2 separate regions of the Homo sapiens genome follow, and region 1 is linked to region 2. Evidence: chromatin loops called from intact Hi-C (ENCODE). Cell type or tissue: Caco-2. All regions are shown on one strand.

Region 1 (4,000 bases), 91 kb after region 2:
CGCTGAGGTCACAGAAGACAAGCAGAGAGGAAGGGGAGAGAACCAGGGCTGGGGAGTGGGATGGGACCACAGATCTGGATTTCACTGGAACTGAAGTTATTTCTAGATATTATAAAGAAATAAAATGCCTTACAAATGGGGCTCTGGGGACCAGGCTGAATTCTTCAAAAATCCAATAGAAATAATAATAATGAGAATCATTTGATAAACAGAAATTATAAACCACCTTACTGTCAAATGATGTGCCACTATTTCTCGTTATTTCTTCTGTTTATTAACAAATTCTATTAACTGCCATTTTTCAGACAACAGAGAGCTGGAGAGGTGAGGTTAAGAGGCATGCCTTTGCCGGGCGCGGTGGCTCACGCCTGTAATCCCAACACTTTGGGAGGCCGAGGCAGGCGGATCATGAGGTCAGGAGATTGAGACCATCCTGGCTGACATGGTGAAACCCCATCTCTACTAACAACAAAAAAAAATTACAAAAAAATTAGCCGGACGTGGCGGCGGGCGCCTGTAGTCCCAGCTACTCGGGAGGCTGAGGCAGGAGAATGGCGTGAACCTAGGAGGCGGTGTTTGCAGTGAGCCGAGATCGCACCACTGCACTCTAGCCTGGGCGACAGAGCGAGACTCCGTCTCAAAAAAAAAAAGGAGGCATGCCTTTGTCTTTCAGGAATGCCACTCTCTGCAGTGGAGCTGGATGGAAACTCCCACCCTTCCCCAGTACCCTGGGATCTTCAGATGAAAGCCTGAAAGAATGCAAAGCCACAAGAAAGTGGCCCTAGGTCACCCGCTCCTCCCTCAGTGGAGTCAAGGCTGAGAATTCTTAGCTAATCCTAAATAAACCTCACATGGCTGAAATGTCACGGCCAATTTGCTTCCCCGTGTGGACTGCAACCATCTGGTTCTGCCTGCAACCAGCCTTTCTCCTCCTGGGCACCTGCCTCAGCCACACAGCTGGAAGATCTGGCAGGCAGGAGCATTCAGAGGGCACAGTAGGAGGTGCACTTCTGGGGGGGAGGGAGCTGGGACTCACTCTGACAAGGCACAAGTTGCCCATATGTCAGTCTTGGGCCCCCAATCTAAAAATCTGGCACATCCAAGGCCGGGCGCGGCAGCTCACGCCTGTAACCCCAGCACTTTGGGAGGCCGAGGTCAGGAGATCGAGACCATCCTGGCTAACACAGTGAAACCCCGTCTCTACTAAAAATACAAAAAAATTAGCAGGGCATGGTGGCGGGCGCCTGTAGTCCCAGCTACTCGGGAGGCTGAGGCAGGAGAATGGCATGAATCCGGGAGGCGGAGCTTGCAGACAGCCGAGATCGCACCACTGTACTCCAGCCTGGGTGACAGAGCGAGACTCCGTCTCAAAAAAAAAACAAAAACAAAAAACAAAAAAATGGCACATCTGCAATGTTCCCCTTCATGTGTTTCTGAAATAAGTCATTTAGAATTGAAGAGAAACCTCTGTAAGACTAGTTTGGATAGGGGGAGGGAGTGGGGTTGGGGGGAAATGCTGACAGGAAGAACAGGTAATCAACCATATGACAGTGGTATTCCCAACAGAATTAAAGACACGTGCCCATGGGGGAAAGTTTCAAAACCTCTAAACATTATTTGAGTGGGTTATCAATGTCTAGCTCTTGGCAACAAGTAAGATCTGACAGAAAGATTTTACTCTCTTAAAGACATCTCTATTCTCTTATCTTCAAAGCAGGTGAACTTTGCTGCCTTAACTCTGACAATGAGGAATTTGTGGATGTTGATAGAAACACAGATAAAGGATTTACCTGAGGGGGCAGAGAAAGTAGAAATAAAAGATCCTGGATATTGTATTTTCTTTACTTATGCGGATTCCAGTGACTCCCTGGAGACCTGCAGGCACCACTTTAAGAGCTGGAGTCCAGAGCAAATTGCTCAATTGTCCAACCTTCTCCCCGCCAGCAAGAGACAGAACAACAAGCGGCTGCTGCCCCCTAGAAGCTACCAGGGGCATAGCACCTTGCTATATAGACATCACATGAAAAGATCCTATTATCTCCTCTCCATCCCATAACCTGTCATTAGTGAGGTACATGGGTGCAGACGCCTCCTCTGAGCACAAGGAGGCACACATCACCTGTGATAAATTAATAGGCGCCTTTTCAACAGCTAAGATGCACACAAAAGACTCCAACCACGGAGAGCACACTAAGGCAGCAGCCTCAGAAAGGAGGTACAGAATCACCAGGCAGCACTGAGCATCGGCTGAAGATACGTTTGTGCAGCGGGCGCCCCGCACGCACGCTAGTGTGCCTGACAGCGCGGTCCACACCGCACCCATACCTGCTCTCCCCGTCTGCACAGGTTCAGCAGCATGGACACCAGCTTTCAATCCCAGTCCTGCCACTTCTTAGCTGTAGGAACTTGAATGCTCTGGGCTCAGTCTCCTCACTGCAAAATGAGTAATTCTCACAAATTTGTTGGAATCAAACAAAGTAACCAAAATAAAGACACCAACAGCGAGACCAAAATAAAGACACCAACAGCGAGGCCAGAATATTACAGAGTAGAAGCCCTCCTGGCCTATGTGATCGGAGCTAGTAATTGTTCGGTTAATCAAAAAATCAGTTAAAGCAGGGAATCAAAAATGGAACCTGCTCCACATACTGAAAACATTTTCTATTAACTGAAAACCTATAAACATTCAGTCACTGCTGATCTTTTGATGTAAAGCCAAGCCCTTTGCTTTGAGTGTGGGCCCACAGACTGAAGTTCCCAGACGTCTTTCTTGCATAAACCCTACCCATAACACAGCCTCCACAATTTCTAAAGCAAAGTAAGAACTTCAAGACATCAGTAAAGCAATCAAAGTACAGAATCCTTCTAGATGTTTATGATCTTCCTCTAATGTTTAACTGTCATCTCGCTCACACCTAATTTGACAGCAATGTTTTTAGCAATTCACATTTAGCAAAGCATTTAACTTAGTTTTCATAAAACTTTCTTTTCACATTTCTTTTTATAGAACACATTATAGCCAGGCGTGGTGGCTCACGCCTGTAATCCCAGAACTTTGGGAGGCCGAGGCGGGCGGATCACCTGAGGTCGCAAGTTCAAGACCAGCCTGACCAACATACAGAAACCTCGTCTCTAAAAATACAAAAAATTAGCCGGGCATGGCGGCGCATGCCTGTAATCCCAGCTACTCAGGAGGCTGAGACAGGAGAATCACTTGAACCTGGGAGGCAGAGGTTGCAGTGAGCAAGATCATGCCATTGCACTCCAGCCTGGGCAGCAACAAGAGCGAAACTCCATCTCAAAAAAACACACAAAAAAAGAACACATTATATTTGCAGAACCCTCTCTTCACACTCTTAGTTCACCTGTTGACATCATGTTTAATACAAGGACACAGGTTTAGGGACAAACTAGCTCCTGGGGTACAGATGAGTGTGGGAGAGACTGGCTGAGGACCTGCCTTGTTCAGAGCACCAAGAGCCTGGTGAGTACGTTCCATGGGACCCAAACAGCAAGTTGGTCAGACAGGGATGCCAAATGCAAGCTCTTGACACAGTTTTAAAAATATGTTCTTATTGATACCCCTGCTTCATTTCACAAAAGACTCTAAACGACTCTCAAAAGTACACATAAGCCTGTAATCCCAGCACTTTGGGAGGCTGAGGCGGGCAGATCACTTGAGGCCAGGAGTTCAAGACCAGCCTGGCCAACATGGCAAAACCCTGTCTTTACTAAAAATACAAAGATTAGCTGGGCATGGTGGCACACACCTGTGATCCCAGCTACTCAGGAAGCTGAGGCACAAGAATCACTTGAACCCGGGAGGCGGAGGTTGTAGTGAACCATGATCATGCCACTGCACTCCAGCCTGGGCAACGGAGCAAGACTCCGTCTCAAAAAAAAAAAAAATACACACAAGCTGGGCCGGGTGGCTCACACCTGTAATCTTGGCACTCTGGGAGGCTAAAGAGAAGGTTCACTTGAGCCCAGGAGACTGTGA
Region 2 (4,000 bases):
AGTGATCCGCCCGCCTTGGCCTCCCAAAGTGCTGGGATTACAGGCGTGAGCCACCGCGCCCGGCCTGTCTGTTTTTTTGAGATGGAGTTTTGCTCTTGTTGCCCAGGGTGGTCTCGAACTCCTGACCTCATGATCCACCCGCCTCGGCCTCCCAAAGTGCTGGGATTACAGGCGGGAGCCACTGCGCCCGGCCTTAAAATCTGATATCTAACAGTTTTAAATCATTTTTTGCAAAAATAAAACTTCTGAGAATAACAATTATAGAAAAGGCATTTTGAGAGATCACAGATCCAGTATTGAGTTTCTTTATTTTATTTTATTTTTTTTGAGACAGAGTCTCACTCTGTCACCTAGGCTGGAGTGCAGCGGCGTGATCTCGGCTCACTGCAACTTCCACCTCCTGGGTTTAAGTGATTCTCCTGCCTCAGCCCCCTAAGGAGCTGGGATTACAGGCGTGTGCCACCACGCCCGGCTAATTTTTTGTATTTTTAGTAGAGACACGGTTTCACCACGTTGGCCAGGCTGGTCTCGAACTCCTGACCTCAAGTGATCCGCCTGCCTTGGCCTCTCAAAGTGTTGGGATTACAGATGTGAGCCACTGCACCCTGCCTGTTTGTTTTTTTGAGGCAGAGTTTCGCTCTTGTTGCCCAGTCTGGAGTGCAGTGGCACGATCTCGGCTCACTGCAACCTCCACCTCCCGGGTTCAAGCAATTCTCCTTCCTCAGCCTCCTGAGTAGCAGGGATTACAGGCGCCTGCCACCACATCTGGCTAATTTTTTGTATTTTTAGTAGAGACAGGGTTTCATCATGTTGGCCGGGCTGGTCTCGAACTCCTGACCTCAGGTGATCCACCCGCCTCAGCCTCCCAAAGTGCAGGGATTAGAGGCGTGAGCCAACGTGCCCGGCCCAATGCTGAGTTTCATTAAAGAAACAAAATGGAGCTATTTTCCATAACTTTGTAGTCAATTTTAGCCTTTTTAAACTTTTTATAAGTGATTTCAAGGAGGGCTTCTGGCTGCATTTTGGAGGTATGCATTTATAACTTGTTTGAAGAAACTTTATTCCTATAGTAGCTTTCATTTAAGACAACGAAAGACCCCTCATGGGTCATGATCTCGTATAATTAAAAGAAACATTCAAAAAGGAACTTCATGTTTTAACCTGAAATTCCCTAACAGACCGCTACTACATAAACGTACAAAGTATAGCCAGGACAAGGGAGGGAGGGAAATGGAGGCTGACCTAAACTTACAAATATTAACTTAAAAAAATAGAAGTGGGAGACAGGTTATTGCAGTGAGCAAACAAGAATGCACCCATGAGTCAGATGGTCACGCTGTTTTTAGTGAAACAGTAACATTCAAAAGCACTGGTATGAGGAGATGGGAACAGAATCAATAAATAGTTGTACAGGTTTTCTGCATGTAACCAAAATACCTGAAACAACAATAAAATCATTTATTCTGATCCCTTGTCTCTTCTTAAACCTTTGTCACATACTTTAAAAAGTTTGTCTAGAAGACTGGGGTGTGTCACATTCCTTGGGAAAAACCCAAGAGCTTTCTGCTGCTCCCAGTTTCTCCTGGTTTGCTAAGTCTGGGAGATACAGAACACTGCCCTTTGGCCAGAGTCCTGAATCCCAATCAAGGTTAAGCAGGAGTTTGAGCGGGTGACTTACTGTATGGCTGAGATATGAGGTGAGGGGGCTGGACAGGAACCACCTGTGTGGCTGGGCCCAAGGACGAAGGCTCATCGGCAGCAGTGCCCGACTGCTGGAAGGCCATATCAATCTCTTCATCTGTCAGCCCTGGGGAGAAGAGGACATCATTGCAGGTGAGTACCTTTTGTCAGTGTCCATAGCTGCAACAGAATCTTCACTGAGCAAAGACCTTTACAGCCACAGAATGCCTCGCATCCTAGTAAGTTGCCTCCCCGATTTCAGATTCTCCGGAACCTCTCTCAGTTGCAATTTAACCTTAAGCGACAGAATATTAGCCTCAACACTGCTTCCAAATGTGGCTCATTCAATTTCCTTAATTTATCCTTGAGTTTATTGCTGCTTTTGAAGTCGCTCGGTACTGCAATTCTCCATTCTTCCCCCGAAAACAGATACCATCAACTGCAAATGTGGCTCATTTTAATCTGTAATGGTGTTAAAAAAAAAAGAGGGGAAAAAACTAACAATAATGCACGAAAACAGACAGGGAAACAAAAAACTAATTATTGGGTGAGACGACTAATTAGTCTAGATCGTTTCTGAAGACGGGAATAATTTGCTTTATTTTATGACAAATGCAGAAATAAAAAGAAAAATCAGGACTGACTGTGATTAGTATGAATGGGATATAGAATGTAAAGAAGAAAATAAAACAAGAAAACAGATCAAAACAAGGCCAGGCCCAAACTTTCAGATGATTATTATTCTAGCCTATCACACGCTGCCTGTATCGCCTTTGGCTAGTTTTTCTTTTCCCTTCTTGAAATCCTCCCGACACTCTAAACCACACCATACATGGGACATCAGGAAGTGGCAGGGCGCCATCTGCAGTGGCTATGCCATGTGGAGAGGATTTGCCCACAGAAGAATAAAAGGCAAATGAAAACCCATGAAGGCCGCATTTCCAGTGGGGACACAGCTGGGATATTTCCACCGGGTCTGAGCCAATTTGGGACACTGACTCTTGGGAGGAGGAAGAGAGCCCCATCCAACCCAAAGAACAGAATGAAATGTGGCGCTCAAGTATGAAAGGAGCGGTCACACGGGGCCAGCTCAGGAAGTAGCTGTGTGTACAAAGGCACTCCAGCTGCTGAGAGTGGGAAAAGCAGGTGGGAGGTCACTGTTAGTCTGCAAAAGACCACTCGGCCAGCCCTTGCTGTTCCAGGAATCCCAACATCCAAGCGAGCCGCAACACAGAGCTTTTAAACTACAGCCGAGAGCTTTTCCACATCTGGTCGGCAGCTCTCCATTAGAGGCCCACAGCATGGTATATTTGCCCCTGGGGGTAGATGAAGTACAAGGAGGTTCTGAGGATCAGCATCTTCAAAAGGATGGTGCCTCATACTCCATGCCTAGGGGCTAATAGATGGTGCACATTAATGCTTTAAAGCACAGCTCCGCCCTGCACCATACTGGCATATGAGTTGACTGCAGCCACCCCTCAAACTTTTCATGCCCTACCACAGCTAGTCAAAGGAAAATGCCCGAACTTTTCTAAACAGCCCTGGACTCTTTTTTCCCTTCTCTGTGCTGAGGAGTTGAGGACTATCCCCATTTAAAACTGCAGCTGTTCCCCTCTTTACCCTCTTCACACAGTGGAGCTGGCCAAGGGCAGGCACAGCCTCACCACTGGGAAGTCTGAAGAGCCACCGGGTTGCCCTGATAGCACCATGCTCTCAACAGATTGGTGGGCTGGATGAAAATGCTTCCAGGGTTCACAGCGCATCACGTACCACCTTCCAAAGACAAAAGCTGAAGGTCAGTAGAGTGGAGCTAGAGAGGGGGTGCTTGCTGCAAAGGGACTGCTTTACCCATAATTTCACCTTCCAAGAAGAACAGGGACAGGACCAACAGGCAAGCCAGGCAACAACAGAGAATACCCCCGCCCTGAGTTTGTGCCTCTCAGGTTCCAGCCTGTGTAGTGACTGCCGATCGCTCCGACTAAACAGGAAGGGGAACCCCTTTCGGAGCCCTGGTGGGAAAGACATTGTTTTAACCAGTTCATAATCAGCCATTAGAGAAGAAAGCAGCATCTGCGATGTCAGCACAGGCTGATGGTCACTGGTACACTACGGAATTTTATAAACCTGGTGGTTCGTGTGCCTTGTCAGCCGCTGGCTGCAAATGAAGATAATTTTCCCAAAAGGAGCATTCAGTTGCATTCTCATTTTCCCTTTTGGCTCTTTCAAATATAAACAAGTACAATAATGTTTAACACTGGGGAAATATACAGTAAGTTACAGACTGTGCTGTGGCCCTGAGGGCCGGAGCTGGTTAAAGGGA

Evidence for each region. Peaks named below come from ENCODE experiments on the same cell type or tissue, not always from the same donor. Only the 100,000 strongest peaks of a DNase experiment are listed, where the experiment ranks them.
Region 1: it touches region 2 in a loop (2.6-fold over the local background); 4 of 110 quality-filtered maps call a loop at or near these places.

What each region holds. Positions count from the first base shown.
Region 1 is chr1:10,505,594-10,509,593 of GRCh38, reverse strand. The region is part of intron 2 of PEX14 (peroxisomal biogenesis factor 14); the gene reads right to left. Among named protein-coding and RNA genes, the nearest start is that of PEX14, 33 kb to the right of the region's middle. RefSeq lists enhancers at 238-926, 2,101-2,160, 2,191-2,250. In Caco-2, CTCF peaks have their summits at 1,832 and 2,031; DNase peaks (open chromatin) are centred at 793, 1,533 and 1,943.
Region 2 is chr1:10,597,045-10,601,044 of GRCh38, reverse strand. PEX14 (peroxisomal biogenesis factor 14) reads right to left here. Exons shown (of 9, transcript NM_004565.3): 4 at 1,679-1,807. Among named protein-coding and RNA genes, the nearest start is that of PEX14, 120 kb to the right of the region's middle. In Caco-2, no CTCF peak of the experiment used is centred here; DNase peaks (open chromatin) are centred at 1,304 and 1,644; H3K4me3 peaks cover 1,136 bases.